2 separate regions of the Homo sapiens genome follow, and region 2 is linked to region 1. A link is a loop called in an ENCODE intact Hi-C map of the cell type or tissue named here. Cell type or tissue: ascending aorta. All regions are shown on one strand.

What was found. Hi-C counts contacts between places; a loop is a spot of excess contacts. Peaks named below come from ENCODE experiments on the same cell type or tissue, not always from the same donor. Only the 100,000 strongest peaks of a DNase experiment are listed, where the experiment ranks them.
Region 2: it touches region 1 in a loop (3-fold over the local background); 86 of 110 quality-filtered maps call a loop at or near these places.

The regions. Positions count from the first base shown.
Region 1 is chr1:6,724,499-6,732,498 of GRCh38, forward strand. LINC01672 (long intergenic non-protein coding RNA 1672) reads left to right here and starts at 247. Exons shown (of 2, transcript NR_104620.1): 1 at 247-352; 2 at 5,222-5,514. In ascending aorta, a CTCF peak has its summit at 3,152; a DNase peak (open chromatin) is centred at 3,163; H3K27ac peaks cover 381 bases.
Region 2 is chr1:6,886,333-6,894,332 of GRCh38, forward strand. All of the region lies in intron 3 of CAMTA1 (calmodulin binding transcription activator 1), which reads left to right. Among named protein-coding and RNA genes, the nearest start is that of CAMTA1, 100 kb to the left of the region's middle. In ascending aorta, a CTCF peak has its summit at 3,749 (motif pointing left); a DNase peak (open chromatin) is centred at 3,769.

The DNA of each region.
Region 1 (8,000 bases):
AAAGCAAGTTTCCATTGCTGCTATTCCTTCCTTACTTTGGTCAGAATCCTCTTTTTGTGGTATCATAAATGGTTTCCATGGAAACAAAAGGTTAGGATAGAACAGTGCCAATGTGCATGTAAACTTCAGAATTAAACAAGGGCTGTTGTTTTTGCCTGTCATGGAGTTCCGTTCATTCTGAACATGTCACCGGGGACTTTGGAATGTGTATCCATAACTCCCTGATTTTCAACCACATTCCAGCCTGCCTGACTCATGAAGCGTGGAGCGACCCAGGAACATCCCAGCTCCTCATGTCCCACATTCTTCAGGCTTTCTCTTAGTTTTGGCATGTGCATGTAAATGTCAACAGGTGAGGTGAGATTTGCTGTAAAGAAGCAGATGGTCCCACAGGGTAGGCTGTGGGAGAGATGGAAGTTCTAGCAGGAGATATCACAGCCAAAGACTAGCAATCTAGGCTTATCATTTGTTTAGTGCGTCAGAACCAGTGAGTCGAGGAGGAAAGGAGACCCAAGGCTATGTGGTTGCCCTCACGACTGGGAGTTTACATTTGCTTCCTGCCAGAACCAAGGACATAGCGACCGATGTGCACAGACTTCTCCAAGGTTGTTTAGTCATTGGCAAAAACAGGCCTTCACCCATCCTTGAACTGGGTCCAAGTAACTGAGATGTGCCTGTAGTGGAGGAGCGCAGGTGGAGGTTCTGAGTCCCTGAAGCTCTGCATCTTTACTTTACAAGAGATGCTGCCTGGGAGTTCTTACTTCAGAGTAAGAGGGGTGGCCATGTTATCACCCAGACTAGAACACTTTCCAGAGTGAGAAGAGCCGCTATTAATTATAGGGCAATGGCTAGAATCTGGTCTGTCCCTGGAGAAGAGGGACATCTGACAACCCTATCTTTATTTTATTTTTTTAGATGGAGTCTCGCTCTGTCACGCAGGCTGGAGCACAGTGGTGTGATCTTGGCTCACTGCAACCTCTGTCTCCTGGGTTGAACTGATTCTCCCGCCTCAGCCTCTCAAGTAGCTGGGACTACAGGCGCCCGCCACCAGGCCTGGCTAATATTTGTATTTTTGTAGAGATGGGGGTTTCACCATGTTAGCCAGGCTGGTCTCGAACTCCTGACCTCAGGTGATCTACCCGCCTCGGCCCCTCAAAGTGCTGGGATTACAGGCGTGAGCCATCACGCCCAGCTGGCTATAACCCTATCTTTAGGCCAACTTGTACCCGGCTCCACTATGGAACTCAGTGTCGAAGTGCCCGGGCTTCCTGCCCTGGTTCTGGAGATGGGTGGTGGCAATGGCTGCACAACAGTGTGAAGGTAGTAATGGCCACAGAACTGTGCCCTTCACAGTGGCTAAAAGAGCACATTTTATGTTATGTCTGTTGCACCCCAATGAAAACAAATAGCAAACGTTCTGATATTCCCTCCAAACCAGCTGCTTCTGCTGACTCCTCGTCTCAATTAATCGCGGCTCTGTCTTCCGTTTGCTGAAGCCGAAGACCTCCCCGCTCTCTCAGAGCCCATGTCTGGCACATCAGCGAATCTCGTTGGCACTGCCGTCAAACACATCCATCTAGGATCTCCCCGCACTTCACGCCACCCACCGCGCTAGTCTGTGGATCCCTGTTTCTCTCTTGGATGTAGTAATAGTCACATAGCTGGACTTCTGCCCTGGCACTTCTTCAGCCCCTTGTTAGAGGAATCCTGCTAAATGTTGGATGATTTACCCCCCACCTCCCGCACCCCCCGCCACACACACATAGGAGCTCCACTGGCTCCTCATAACTCTCAGGGTGCCAGCCTGTCTCTGCCATGACCCGAAAGCTCTCCGTCATCTGTCTCCCGCCCCTCCCTCACTGACTCTATCTGCCACCCTCTCCCTGTTGTCCACGCTGCCCCAGCCCCACAGGCCTCCTCCTGTTCCTCAGACTCCCCAGGGATACTCCTGCCTCAGGGCCTTTGCCCTGGCTATTCCCTCCAGCTACAATGCTCTTCCTGAATCTGCATGATTCGATGCCCACTCCCCCATTCTCAGCCTGTCCCCACATCTCAGTGAGCCCTGCCCGGGCCACCCTGGAAAATCTCAGCATCCCAGGCTGGGCGTGGTGGCTCATGCCTGTAATCTCAGCACCTTGGGAGGCCAAGGCAGGCAGATTGCTTGAGCTCAGGAGTTTGAGACCAGCCTGGCCAACATGGCGAAACCCCATCTCTCCTAAAAATACAAAAATTAGCTGAGTGTGGTGGTGCGTGCCTGTAATCACAGCTACTTGGGAGGCTGAGGCAGCAGAATCGATTGAACCTGGGAGGCAGAGGTTTCAGTGAGCCGAGATCATGCCACTGCACTCCAGCCTGGGCGACAGAGCGAGACTCCATCTAACACACACAAAAAAAGCACTTTTTTTTCATCCTCCCAGCACTTCTTGTCCTCCTTGCTTCCCTTGTTTTTTTTTTTTTTCACATTCACACATATGATGATCCAGCATTCTACATATTTTATTTATCTTATTTATTTTCAGTCTTCTCCACTCAAATGTATGATATTTAAGGCAGGGGTTTTAAAATGTCTTGTTCTTGGCCAGGCATGGTGGCTCACACGTGTAATTCTAGCACTTTGGGAGGCCGAGGCAGGTGGAGCACCTGAGGTCAGGAGTTCAAGACCAGCCTGGTCAACATGGCGAAACCCCGTCTCTACTAAAAATACGAAATTAGCCAGGCGTGGTGGCGGACGCCTGTAATCCCAGCTATAATCCCAGCTACTCAGGAGGCTGAAGCAGGAGAATCGCTTGAACCTGGGAGGCAGAGCTTGCAGTGAGCCGAGATCACGCCACTACACTGCAGCCTGGGTGACAGAGTGAGACTCCATCTCAAAAAACAACAACAAAATAAATAAATAAATAAAAATAAAATGTCTTGTTCTCTTTTTTCCTCCAGTGCCCAGATCAGCGCCTGATATATACTTGGCACACAATAACCACTCTTGAAATTCATGAAGGAATCTGGACATTTAGGGGGTTCACAGAATCCGCCGCTTTTAGGGAAGATTCTCTGCCTGATGTGTGAGCGCTCTAACCTCTTCATCTGTGTTCAGTCCCCTTGCAATGCTTCTCTAAGGTCGGCCTACATTTCACTTAATTCAGTGGCTCTCCACTGGGGGCGCTCTTCCCCTTGCAGGGGACATTTGGCAATAAATGAATAAATGGGGACATTTTTGGTTCTTACAAGGGAGGGGAGAGGTGCTACTGGCATCTAGCGGGTAGAGGCCTGAGATCCTGCTATTAATAAATACCCTATGTCATGCTCTGGAAAGCTTCCCATAACAAAAAATTGCCTGGACAGATGTCAACTGTGCCGAGGCTGAGAACCCCGATCTACACTGATCATATTAGGAATGATCTGGTCTGCATTTAATATGAGGGAAGTCTTTTGAGGGCTGTTATGGGTTGAATTGGGTCCCCCAGTTCTTATGTTGAAGGCAAGTCCTATGCCCAGGACCTCAGAATGTGCCTGTATTTGGAGATAGGGCCTTTGAAATAATTTAATTGAAATCATTAGGTTGGGCACGGTGGCTCATGCCTGTAGTCCCAGCTACTCAGGAGGCTGAGGCAGGAGAATCACTTAAACCTGGGAGGTAGAGGTTGCAGTGAGCCAAGATCGCACCACTGCACTCCGGCCTGGGCCACAAGAATGAAATGTTGTCTCAAAAAAAAAAAAAAAAAAAAAAAGAAATCATTAGGGTGGGTCCTAATCCAATACGACTGGTGTCTTTTTTTTTTCTTTTGAGATAGAGTCTCGCTCTGTGGCCAGGCTGGAGTGCAGTGGCGTGATCTCGGCTCACTGCAACCTCTGCCTCCCGGGTTCAAGCGTTTTTCCTGCCTCAGCCTCCCAAGTAGCTGGGACTACAGGCACCCGTCAACACGCCCAGCTAATTTTTGTATTTTTAGTAGAGATGGGGTTTCACCATGTTGGCCAGGATGGTCTTGATCTCTTGACCTCATGATGCTCCCGCCTTGGCCTCCTAAAGTGCTGGGATTACAGGCGTGAGCCACCGTGCCCGGCCTTGGTGTCCTTTTAAAGAGGGGAAATTCGGACACAGGTGCACACAGAGGGAAGATGATATGAAGACACAGGGAGGAGACGGCCACCTTTTGGGCGTGATGATGCGTCTGCAAGTCGAGGGATGTCGAGGCAACCTCTGCAAGCTGCAAAGACAAGGAAGGATCCTCCCTTACAGCCACCAGGGAAAGCATGGCCTTGGGGATGCCTGGGTTTAGATTTCAAGCCTCCAGAACCACGAGAGAATATATATATGTTCTGTCATATATATATATATATGTGTGTGTGTATATATATGAGATGTATATATATGTCTGTGTATATATACATATATACGTATATATACACACATATATACGTGTATATATACATATATATGTATATATATACACACATATATACGTGTATATATACGTATATACGTATATATATACACACATATATACGTGTATATATATACACACATATATACGTGTATATATATACACATATATATCATATATATATATATATGTATATATCAGTCTCTGTCACCCAGGCTGGAGTAGAGTGGCATGATCCTGGCTCATTGCAGCCTTGACCTCCTGGGCTCAAGCAATGCTCCCACCTCAGCCTCCCAAGTAGCAGGGACTACAGGCACATATGCTATGCCTGTAATTTTTTTCGTGTGTATTTTTTTTTGTATTTTTCTTGGAGATGGGGGTTTCACTATGTTGCCCGGACTCAAACTCCTAGCCTCAAGTGATCCTCCCGCCTTGGCCTCCCAAAGTGCTGGGATTACAGGCATGAACCAATGTGCCCCACTGAGATTTCTGTTGTTTTAAGCCACACAGACTTTGGTACTTGGTTAGGGCAGCTGGAGCAAACTAATGCCAGGGCAGAGCCAGTGCTAAATCCAAACTTGATACTAACGGGCTCTATACCCTGTGATGATTAAGGTGTCTTGGAAAAAGAAAGGGTCTTACCAGGACAGTGGTTAGATACTCCCGTGGCAGGAGAGGCCAGAATGTGTAGTCTGTCGGCCATCATGAGGCTCATGACCTAGAGCTGGCCAAGAACACTTGTATAATAAATGTTCAAAGCCACCAGTCACCAAAGCCTTTCATGGGTAAATGACCCCAGCACAAAGTGTTTTTTGCTGATATTAACTTTGGTTCTATTTCAGATCAATAAAGGCAAAAACCAGGAGATCCCATAAATCCCGCTGAGCCTGTCATAGCTATCAAATTATACCCAGATAAAGCTTCTGGTGGCTAATGACATGGCCATCACCCAGCGTGGACGTGGGCAGGAGGGGCTCTCCGGGAGCATCTGGTCTGCTGTGGAGACACTTGTCATCTGGAGGCTCTGTGGCTCTAATGGAGGGTGATGCTTTGAACGCGACTATCTCCCCCATAAAAAAATAAATAAATAATAAGTATAATTTAAAAATAAACAAAGATCTGGATTTGCAGGCTACTTACTGTCGCAGGACCAAGATTAATGGCCAGTGGTAAGTTTTCGTGAAGATCTTCTGTAGCCCGATTAGCCGTGCTGGGAATCCGGAGAGATAATGTCTTTTCACATATAAAAGATCCTATTGATTTCCTGTTAGTATCATCCTGAAAATGTGCAGTGTATATCTATGAAGCAGAGACAATCTTCCATCACTTGTTTTATGGGAAGAGAATGGTTATTGTATCTCTTCCCATAAAATATAATCTCTTTTTCTCTTCCAAAATCTACTCGTCCCTCTGGGAATTTCCACTTGTAATCTGTGGAAGTGAATTGATTTTTTTATTTTGTTTTATTTTTTGCATGTGCCGGTATTTTTATATTTGGCTTCTCTACATTTTCTCATTGTTCTCTGGAGTCTGGCTTTTCTAGATTGTTATTTGAGGTTGTCTAAAAATAAGTAAAAAAAAAAAAAAATCAGTCCCATTGAAACACGCACAGCCATGTGCCCGACAGTGGGTGTCAGGTTCCTGTGACTGCTCCCACTGCGGTGCCCCACCTTTCTCCCCCGTCGGGGCCTGGCGTTTGTAAGTTCCTCAGAGGGCTTCGGAGGCAGTAAGAGGTTGCCTGGTGGGTTCCAATAGGATGCCGATGCAAAATACCAAGTTACTGAATGAAGGAAGTGCTCTTCCTGCTGACTGGGGTTCTCAGCGTTATGTCTGGGCATTGCTTCAGGATCAATTAAGACGCAAGGGCAGAGTCCTACATATTTAAATACTGTGCCCTGAGCAGCGGCTTCCTAAGCTAATGAGTTTGGCTGAGAAGACCCCAGCAATGCAGTCCTGTCCAGACCTTAAATAGAGAGCTTTGCAAACTGGAGCTCCAGCTATGAAGCCAATCCTCATGGTTCTGCCTGCACCTCTTTATTAAGGTAGCTCCCCCTTAATTCTCCTACCTACAACCGCCCCATGCTTTGAGGTCCAACCCCTCTACAAGCCTCTTCCACACTTTCTGCCCACCGCCGATTTCTCTCCCTTCCCCGAGCTCCTGTGGTAGTTAGGGATTGCACCATCCTGGCCAGCATTTAATTACTACCACCTTTTATTGCTCTCCGCTTATTGCACCTGTGCTATTTTACAGTGCTATGTGCTGCATCTTCCAGATTCACCTTGTTTTCACTCCTTCCACTTCCACACTATGCCTGGGGCCTATCAAATTTATTTTGCACGATTGACAGATGATTTTTAAATATATATATAATAGTTATATTGTATAGCATAAATATATATTATAAATTATAACATAAGTATATTATATTAACATATGTAGTATATATTTTAACATGAATATATAAGGTAAACGTAAATCTTGATGCTATGGTTCCCCAAATTCATATGAATTCATATGAATTGTAACCCCTAGTACCTCAGATTGTGACTCTATTTGGAGATAGGGTCTTTCAAGAGGTAATTAAGTTAAAAGGAGGTCATTAGGGTGGGCTGTAATCCCACATGACTGCTGTCTTCATAAGAAGAGATTAGGGCTGGGCAAGGTGGTTCACGCCTGTAATCCCAACATTTGGGAGGCCGAGGTGGGAGGATAACCCGAGGCCTGGAGTTCGAGAACAACCTGGACAACATGAAGAAACCCCATCTATACCAAAAATACAAAAATTAGCTGGGTGTGGTGGTGTGCGTCTGTAGTCCCAGCTGCTCGGGAGGCTGAGGCAGGGGAAACACTGGAATCCAGAGGTGGAGGCTGAAGTGAGCTGAGATCACACCACTGCACTCCAGCCTGGGGGACAGAGTGAGACCCTGTCTCAAAATAACAACAACAAAAAACAAAAACAATAAAAAGGGGCTCTGTGGGGGTAGCAACGAGGCTGGAGAACACTGAAGTTCTATCCCAGATGTAATGACAACAAAAAGTCCAAAAAAGTCACACAAAGCTAATGGTCCTTGCTCAGGAAACACTTAAGCCAACAGAACCCATAACGCTTTTATCTAGACTTCCTAGAACTGTACTCATTGCTAGGGATAAACTCAATTATCAAAACTCATTGACTCTGAAATGTAACTTGCATATACTGCTGCCCATTCCAATTCATCAGATAGGCAGCTGTTCCATGGTTAATGTAATCACTCCCTGCCACGTTATTAAACTGTTTTCTAAGTATGAAAGGATGACAGTGTGGGTTCTCTGATGCAGATGTGGACATTTGCCAGGTCACATCTGGCCAGGGGTTTGTCACACCATGACTTCATGAAGAAATCAATTCCCGTTTCCTTCAGCTGACCTTAGGGCCATCTTCACAGGCTTGATTTTCTCGATTGTAATATAAAAATTAAATTTCAGCCCATATGATTTATGTAGTGTTATTTCTTTTCTTTTCTTTCTTTCTTTCTTTCTTTCTTTCTTTCTTTCTTTCTTTCTTTCTTTCTTTCTTTCTTTCTTTCTTTTTTAGACGGAGTCTCACTCTGTTGCCCAGGCTGGAGCGCAGTGGCGCGATC
Region 2 (8,000 bases), 160 kb after region 1:
ATGTTAAAAAAAATGTAATTGACATTTGATTGCCTTGAAATCTTCAATTTGTTGTGCTGATATCTTAAGTAACTAATTATTTAGTTGAATAACTACTAGGGAAATAGGCCATAAATGTCACTCGTGCTTTCCTTGTAAGAAGCCCACAGCTCTTCTCGCAGCATGCTCTTTTCAGTACCTGTTCTAGGTACTTGTGACTTGTGAAAGTCACTGGCCTCTGCGCATTGGGCACAGGCCTGAAGGCGATGTTTTACTCACATTTTGTCCACTGGAATTAAACAGCTGTGCTGATATTCAGTTGATTTGAGGTTTGTTTGGAAATCAGTCCCAAATTTGGGAAGCAAATGAGACAGAACCCTCCACACCCTACCACATGCTTCCAGCTCATCCCATGAAAACTCATGAGCACAGTGTGGAGTGTTTTATCTACAGCCACTCCCTTTTTGACCCTTCCCCCAAAATAGTGAGGGAGAGAAATGAAAGAACAGATCTGGGGCTTGCCTTCAGCTTCACTGTGCATTTTTGGTCATTTTGGTCATTTTAGAAGTCATCTTTCACTTGTTAGGATGTTACATTAATTGGGAGATGCTAGTCGTTTTGTTCATGGAAACCAGAGTATCCCTTTGAAGTATTATATTCTTCTAATCTATGAAACTGGCCCAGGAAGTAACAATGGGAAGTGCTGGAAATGGAATTTAAGAAGTCCACCTTCTTAGTCCTGTGCTTAAGCAGAGAGTCTCTAGCAGGGAGCCTCTGCAAGCATTGTGTTCTGTTGTATCAATATGTACTTAGATATGTTAATCTGAATTAGGGAGTTGATTGTACATAATGACTCCCCTGGGTTGCTATGTTAGAAGAAAACCCAAAACTTAAGTAGTTTGCTGAATATGCATAGTAAGTAAAAAAATTCTTCCAAAATTAGTGTTAATTGAATCTGAGCCTTGATCTTCTTTGAACCTTTAATTTTTTATTTGATCTTTTAAAAAAGTTTTGTGGCCTCTTAAAGATAAAACCTACAACCCAATAAAAGTCATGCTGTAACGATTGCAAAAAGACCATTGTATGAGACCCAGTTTTGGATTATCATAGGCGAAGAAGTCAGACATATATGGTTGTATGTACATGTGTATAGTATGTGGGTGGGGGTAGATACATACCTGTTCATCTGTATACGTATGTGTGTGTTTAATATATACTTTAGTTTGCCTTTACCCAGATGTCTCCTCCTCTCTCTGCCTCTGGAAATGGGGCAAATTTTTCTTCAGTTAAAAACAGAAATAGAAGCGACGGTTTTGACCCATTTTACACCTATTTATTTCAGGCTCTCACCACACACTTGTTCATGGGCGCAGCAAAGAAGAGGGATCCACAGAGCTGGAGCCATGAGGGCTGACACATTGGAATGAAAGCTGGCAGAATTCGTAGGGAGAGCTTTCCCATCCTGCCAGCCCCATGTCTGGCTTTAAGACAGTTCTATTAGTGAATTAACTGTTCTCAAAACCCCAAATTAATTTGAACCGAATGTTACTAAAAATGAAATAGAATAAAGTGACCTACTCTTGCCTCATCCGGAGTTATTACGAAGGAGCTCCGCAGCCTGACTGAGCTCTGGAGAGCAGGGCTCTGTGCACACGCCTCCTGGTCCAGAGGCCTCCGTGACCATCCATGATGCCACTCTGTCCCCTCAGCAAGCTGCCTTTTTCTTCCTAGCACCTGCCCCAGCGGTGGTATGTTTTCCAGTCAGTTACCACCTGTCTCATCAGAATGGAAGCTCCATGAGAGCAGGGCCTTTGTCTTGTCCCCTTGTATCTTCAGTGCATAGGACAGTGCTGACACAGTGCAGAGTCTAAATAAACGCTGTTGAACGAATGTGTGGGTCACTTGCGTCGCATCCTTTCTGAATGTTTTTCCTTTAACTTGCCATTTATAAATACCTTTTCCAATGATAAAGCAGTGAAAGTTTGGAAAGAAGCATAAAGCTTTTGTTGTGATTGAAGTAACTGGAAGCCTAGTTCAGGGTGCTGTGAGAAGCTGGAGCATATCAGGACTTTGGAATTATGAATTACAGACTTACTATATGTGATGGTATCGGTGCCTCCTGAAGAAGTAGAAGACAGAGATGCATAGAAACATGAGTCATGTCTCTGGAATACTGTAATATCGACATCTAGTGAGAGTCTAGAAAGAAACATGGAGAAATAAAAGGGAGGCAGGAAACAGGCAAATACTTAGTGGTTCTCAGTTATTTAAGGTAAATTTTGGCATCGAGTAAACAAGATAAATCAAAATATTTTCTAGATCAAGTAGGCATTAACAAAGATATAGAGGAAACTTGGAGGCGATTACTTAGATAATACTAACAGAAGTACTTTTGTTCCAGATACCTCCACAGATGCCATGGTTACCCCGTCTTTATTCGTTGTGTGTTGGCATAGGCCAGAATACCAATATTGTTCTTAAAAACCTTTGAGGAAGTTTTTCTTTTTTTCTTTCTTTTTTTTTTTTAAGCAAAGAACAGAAACAAAACCAAGGAGACAGTATCCTGTGATGTAGGCTGTTACCTCAAGGTGAGTTTATTTGTAGCACTAACTTGTAACGAATTGTTTAAAGAACTGAAACTTCTTTTTAGGTATAGCTTATTTGTCAGATTTTGTTCATTTCAGTGTAAACTTCAGTTATTTATTACACACTGAGGGAAATCAACTAAAATCAGGAAAACCAATGTCCAATTGAACTTGAGTTTTATTTTGCATAGAGAAGTAACCAATATTTCTGATCAAACCATTAAAGCTGTTTCAGTTCCTTTTAAATAAAAGCAAAGGCTAAATTTTTTACATACCACAAAGCAAAATAAAACGAAAAAACCTTTGGTCATGATGCATTTTTTATTCAACTGATTGCTGAATTATTTTGATTATATAATCTTACACTCTTATGAAAGTATAACAAGTATGAATTTTCTGAGGTGAAGAAATAAATGTAGAAAGCAGTTAATGAGGCAGAACTCACAAATCTGTATTTATAGTTTCATGGCAAATAAATCATAAGCAGAGGATACAGATGTAAAGAAAAATTCTTGATTGCATTCAAGAAATGCAAGGTCGAACTAACTTTTTACTGAAATGGAATTGTATCGCTGCTCAGAGGGATGTGGGGAGTAAAGTAAGTGGGATGTGCTTAGAACAGCAAGCTAGGCCGCAGTGCGCACTCGTCAGTGTCTGCTGCTTGTCTTACGAGGATTCTAGCACAGAAGATTAAATCATGTTTTAATCATGCTTAATAAATGGTACTGTAGTTTTATTATGGTTAATGTCCACTTGTAATTCAATGAAGAGTGGCTTTTTAAAGCAAAGGAGAAATCAGCATGTTTTTCTTGGCGCTCTTATATTGTGTGTGTGTAGAAGATGCTGGGATGGGTTATCCATACGACAACCCCTGTGACCAGAGATGCAGGAGCACATGCATCACTCTTAGTTTTATTTTATTTGTTTTATATGTTATTTTCATAAATCTGAAGGTTTGATCAGCTTACTGTTTTTAGTATTTTCTGCTGCTGCATGTGTGTACCTTTAAGTTTTGTAGAATTAAATTGAAAATTTTGACCAGCAAATGCTTAAAGCCACTGTCAAAATTACATAGTTAGCACTTCATTGATTTGAAGGCTAGTTTTCATTCAACATTCCTGCAGTTTGTGTGTGACCTGATTTTAAAGAGCAGTTCCATGAGTTAGTGCCCTCTGGTGGCACACAGAGGACGTCAGGCAGAGAGGGACTCTGACCCAGGAGCCTTCCGGAGGCTCTGCTGAAGAGAAGCCAGTTTATGACTGGCCCTGTAATTTCATATTTTTTCATGTGTTCAGTGCTCGTCAGTTTCCTACTCCATTAAGCCATGGCCCTGGCATTGACTCAGTACCAGCTTTATAGCAAGTCTTCAGCAGCTTAGGTTGTGAGGGAATTTCCAGGTGGACTTGATATAAGAAGGGATTACCAATGTTGAGATTTCCCATGAGGAACCAGGACATCCATTTTTGGATGCATCTCTTAGCTCCTTTTGAAGAGCAGACCATGTCACTTCCTGGGTTAAGGAAGGAAGGCTCCCTGATGGCCTTTGAGTGACTGACTGGCACAGCTTGGGGTGGGCCTTCAGTGGGTTAGTCTTTGATAGGCCTTTGTTTCCCATTTTGGTCTTCCCTGGAGGGCAGCCCACCTTGCCCACTTAGGCTCTTGGACAGTTTTCTTTTTTTTTTTTTGTTGAGGTGAAGTCTCACTCTATTGCCCAGGCTGGAGGGAGTGCAGTGGTATGATCACAGCTTATTGCAGCCTTGACCTCCTGAGCTCAAGTGATCCTCCTGCCTTAGCTTCCTGAGTAGCTAGGACCACAGGTGGGGGCCACCATGCCCAGCTGATTTCTTAATTTTTCTGTGGAGTCGAGGTCTTGCTATTTTGCCCAGGCTGGTCTTGGAACTCTTGGCCTCAAGCAGTTTTCCTGCTTTCCTCCCCAAATGCTAGGATTATAGGTGATGAGCCACCCTGCCCAGCCTGCTTGGCCAGATTCTGTACTCTTTAGGCAGACCAAAAACTGAATCCTGTCATCACTCTGAAAAGTTGTGGGACCTCAAGAAAGTCACTCTTTCATGAGTTTCTTTAGCTGTGAAATAGTCACAGATTCTAAGCTGTCTTTTGAACCTGTGTCAAGAGAGAGTTGTGAGGATGATGTGAGATGATGTGTCTGAGAGTCCTGACACATTGACCTATGCAGACTGCTGCTAAAGACATTTCTCTTTCCTTCCTCAAAGGCAAGCCTCCCCACCTTGATTAGAAGGTCATTAAAAAGGAACTTCATTTGACAATAATCCCATATTTATAATGAAGTTGCTAAGATAGTTTGGAGTGCCCATAGATCCCTTACCTGGTTTCTTGTGCAATCCCCACTTTTATACTGTTGAGTTTCCCTGATGAGTTTTCATATATATAATCTCTGTGAACTTGGATCAAATTTGGCTTAAATGCCTATTTACCACTTTGCTAAGACAGAAATGTTTGCGCTCAGTCCCTGAATTCCATTGTAGATGTGTTGGCATTTGCTTCCAAACCATCCTTCTGGTTTTAGCTTGCCCTGTGTCTGTGGTCATTTGACATTAGAATAGCCTTCTGTGATCTTCCGGGATCTTAACACCTAAATATTTTCCCTGCTTGTACAGCTAATGAGTTGTGCAGCCTAAGGAAACATGGGGTAGTCAGTTTTCATCAGTATTTCAACTAGGCGTTTTTGCCATCTCATAGCTACTTCTCAAGCAATTACAATTTAAGTCAAGGTAGTAGCACCTGCATCTTCAAAAAACAAAACAAAAAGTTTTTTATCTTCAGAAATAAGGAAAGAAGCTTATTGGACTTCCCAATAGAAAGTCCACCAGCCAATTTTAATACATAAATAATCTATGATTAGCATTAGTATATGAAAAAAATAGTAGCAGCTCAGATTTTATGTACTTCTGCAGTTTAAGAAAGTGATGCCACAGACAACATCTCATTTGGTTTCTTAGCAACCCTGAAAGACCAGCAAGGAGAGCTTCGTCCCTCCCTTTTCATGAACCTGAATGTTGTAAGGGAGGCCAAGGAGTGGCCTGGTGAGACTGCACAGCCAGAGTTAGAGCCCAGGTCCACGTGAGTCATTGTACAGACACATCCTGAGCACCAGCCCACCCACTTCTGCCATCAGGAGGCTTTGAAACTGCTGTGGTTCCCCTCTTAAAATGGCTAACCTCTACTTCAGCAACCTTATTTATGCATTCATATACATAATCATTCTTTAAAGTCTAGTAGACAATTTTCACATTTTGTTTCAGCCCAGATCTTTACTAAATTTTGTGAGATCAGCATTGTTGGGCTTGAATTAACCAAACTTCGCCATACTGTGCCTTCAGAAATCCCAGATTGGGCGGGTTGTGAGTTCATCTCATCCTCTTCCTGACATTGACACTACCAGCACCATCAGCAGGCTCTGGGATAACTGCGGCCCCCTCTGAGAGGCTACATCTTGTTTGCGATCTGTGGGTTACATATTGTGCTAGAGATAAACCTTGACAGTAGAGACGTGTGACATATTTTTTACAAGAGTCACTGAGATACTTGAATGAGAAGATGATGTAGTTTGAAAAAGTGATAAATGGGCCAGGTTCTTGAGAAACTAGCAGAATGTCTTATTGAAACCTTGGGATCCAATCTGAAAACAGAAATGAGTCTTCCAAGCAAATTTTTTTCTTTTCTTTTTTTTTTTTTTTTTGCAAATGTGGTGGGGGTAGATGCTTTTATATAAATTCTATACCTGTTTCTGTGGTATAAAAATCAAATTTTGTCCTCTTTTGCCTCGGTTGGTTGGTTTCATTTTCAACTAGGTCTCCGTTTCTAACAGCATCTCAGGTAACTTTTCTGAAAAATGTGGGTTCAGAGGAGCTCATGTGCTGGTGGCTGTAGTGGCAGCTAGTTCTAGACTATGAGATCTCAGTGACCACTTTGGTGGGTGTTTTGTTTTAAATCAACAATAGAGGTGAATCTGTACTACAAAGTAAAATGTATGAGTAGATAGGTTTTCATGTTTTGAAGTTTTTTATCTTCAGAAATAAAGAAACAGCCTCATTAAAGAACTGTTAAAAAAAAAAAGAGCTGTGGCCGGGCGCGGTGGCTCACGCCTGTAATCCCAGCACTTTTGGGAGGCCGAGGCGGGCGGATCACGAGGTCAGGAGTTCGAGACCAGCCTGGCCAACATGGTGAAGCCCTCATCTCTACTAAAAATGCAAAAAATTAGCCGGGCATGGTGGCGTGCCTGTAATCCCAGCTACTCAGGAGGCTGAGGCAGGAGGTGGAGGTTGCAGTCAGCCGAGATCGCGTCATTGCACTCCAGCCTGGGCGACAGAGCAAGACTCCATCTCGAGGAAAAAAAGAAAAGAAGAAAAAAAAAGCTGTTTGTCTGTTCTAGCCTGGCACCTATGAGTTCTGGAGCAGCACCCAAAGCCAGTTCCTGCTGGCTTTCCTAGGAGCCTCTTTGGCGTGGGTGGGCGAGCTGCTCCCTTGCAGCAGTTTCAGATGTCACTTGAGAAAAATATTTGTTGTTGTTTGGTTGCCCTCTTCAGTTGTGATGCTTTTAGGAAGTTAGGAAACAGATGAGACAGTCTGGCTGGAATAAGAGGGTGGGTAACCACTGATCTGAGATCATCCCTGTTGATTAGGTTTGCAGAATTCTAAATGGAGATTGTAGCTTCACATGCGCACTGAGGGGGTTGTGCGTTTTCATAGGCTTATGTTCCATCGGGCTTCTGCATGATCTTGGAAGAGAGAGACTAGGTGTGGTTCTTGGCTCTGTTGGCTGGTGGGTTTAGCTGTGGATCACTTAAGAGACCCATAATCCTTGCTTTTGTACCGTTCTGTATTCCGTTTGTCAGGCTGCGAGGGAAGGGGGTTTGTGCTAATTTGTATCTTACTGACCCTGACTGGAAAAGAGATTAAGATTTTGGTTGTATAATTAACATAAATGACCAAAAATATCAAGCCCACTCCTCACACAGGTGACCCAGGCATCCAAATATTTACTCCAATGATTAGTGTCTTTCAGCTGTAGATGGGCACTTCTTTCCTTTCCTTTCTCCTCTCTCTTTTCTTTACCCACCAGATAGATTCACACTGAAAGATTAAAACAGGCTGTGGGATTTAAATGCTGAAAATGAAGATTGATGCTTTCAGGTGCCTTGTGGCAAGCACAATTAAGTGAACGGAGAACTGGGGCAATTGTTTATTTGAAGGTTGGTGTGACATATGAATGAACTTATTTTTTCAGTACCCACCCATCTACCCGGAACTGAAATAGGCATTTGGAGTAGGTTTTGCATTTTAGGTTCAATTTTAAGAACCAGCCATTCACTGTGAAAGCGAAGTTGCTGGGAAGTTTGTTTTAAGGATGATGCCACCCTCTATTTCTGTGAACCCAGTAAAAATAGCATGGAATAA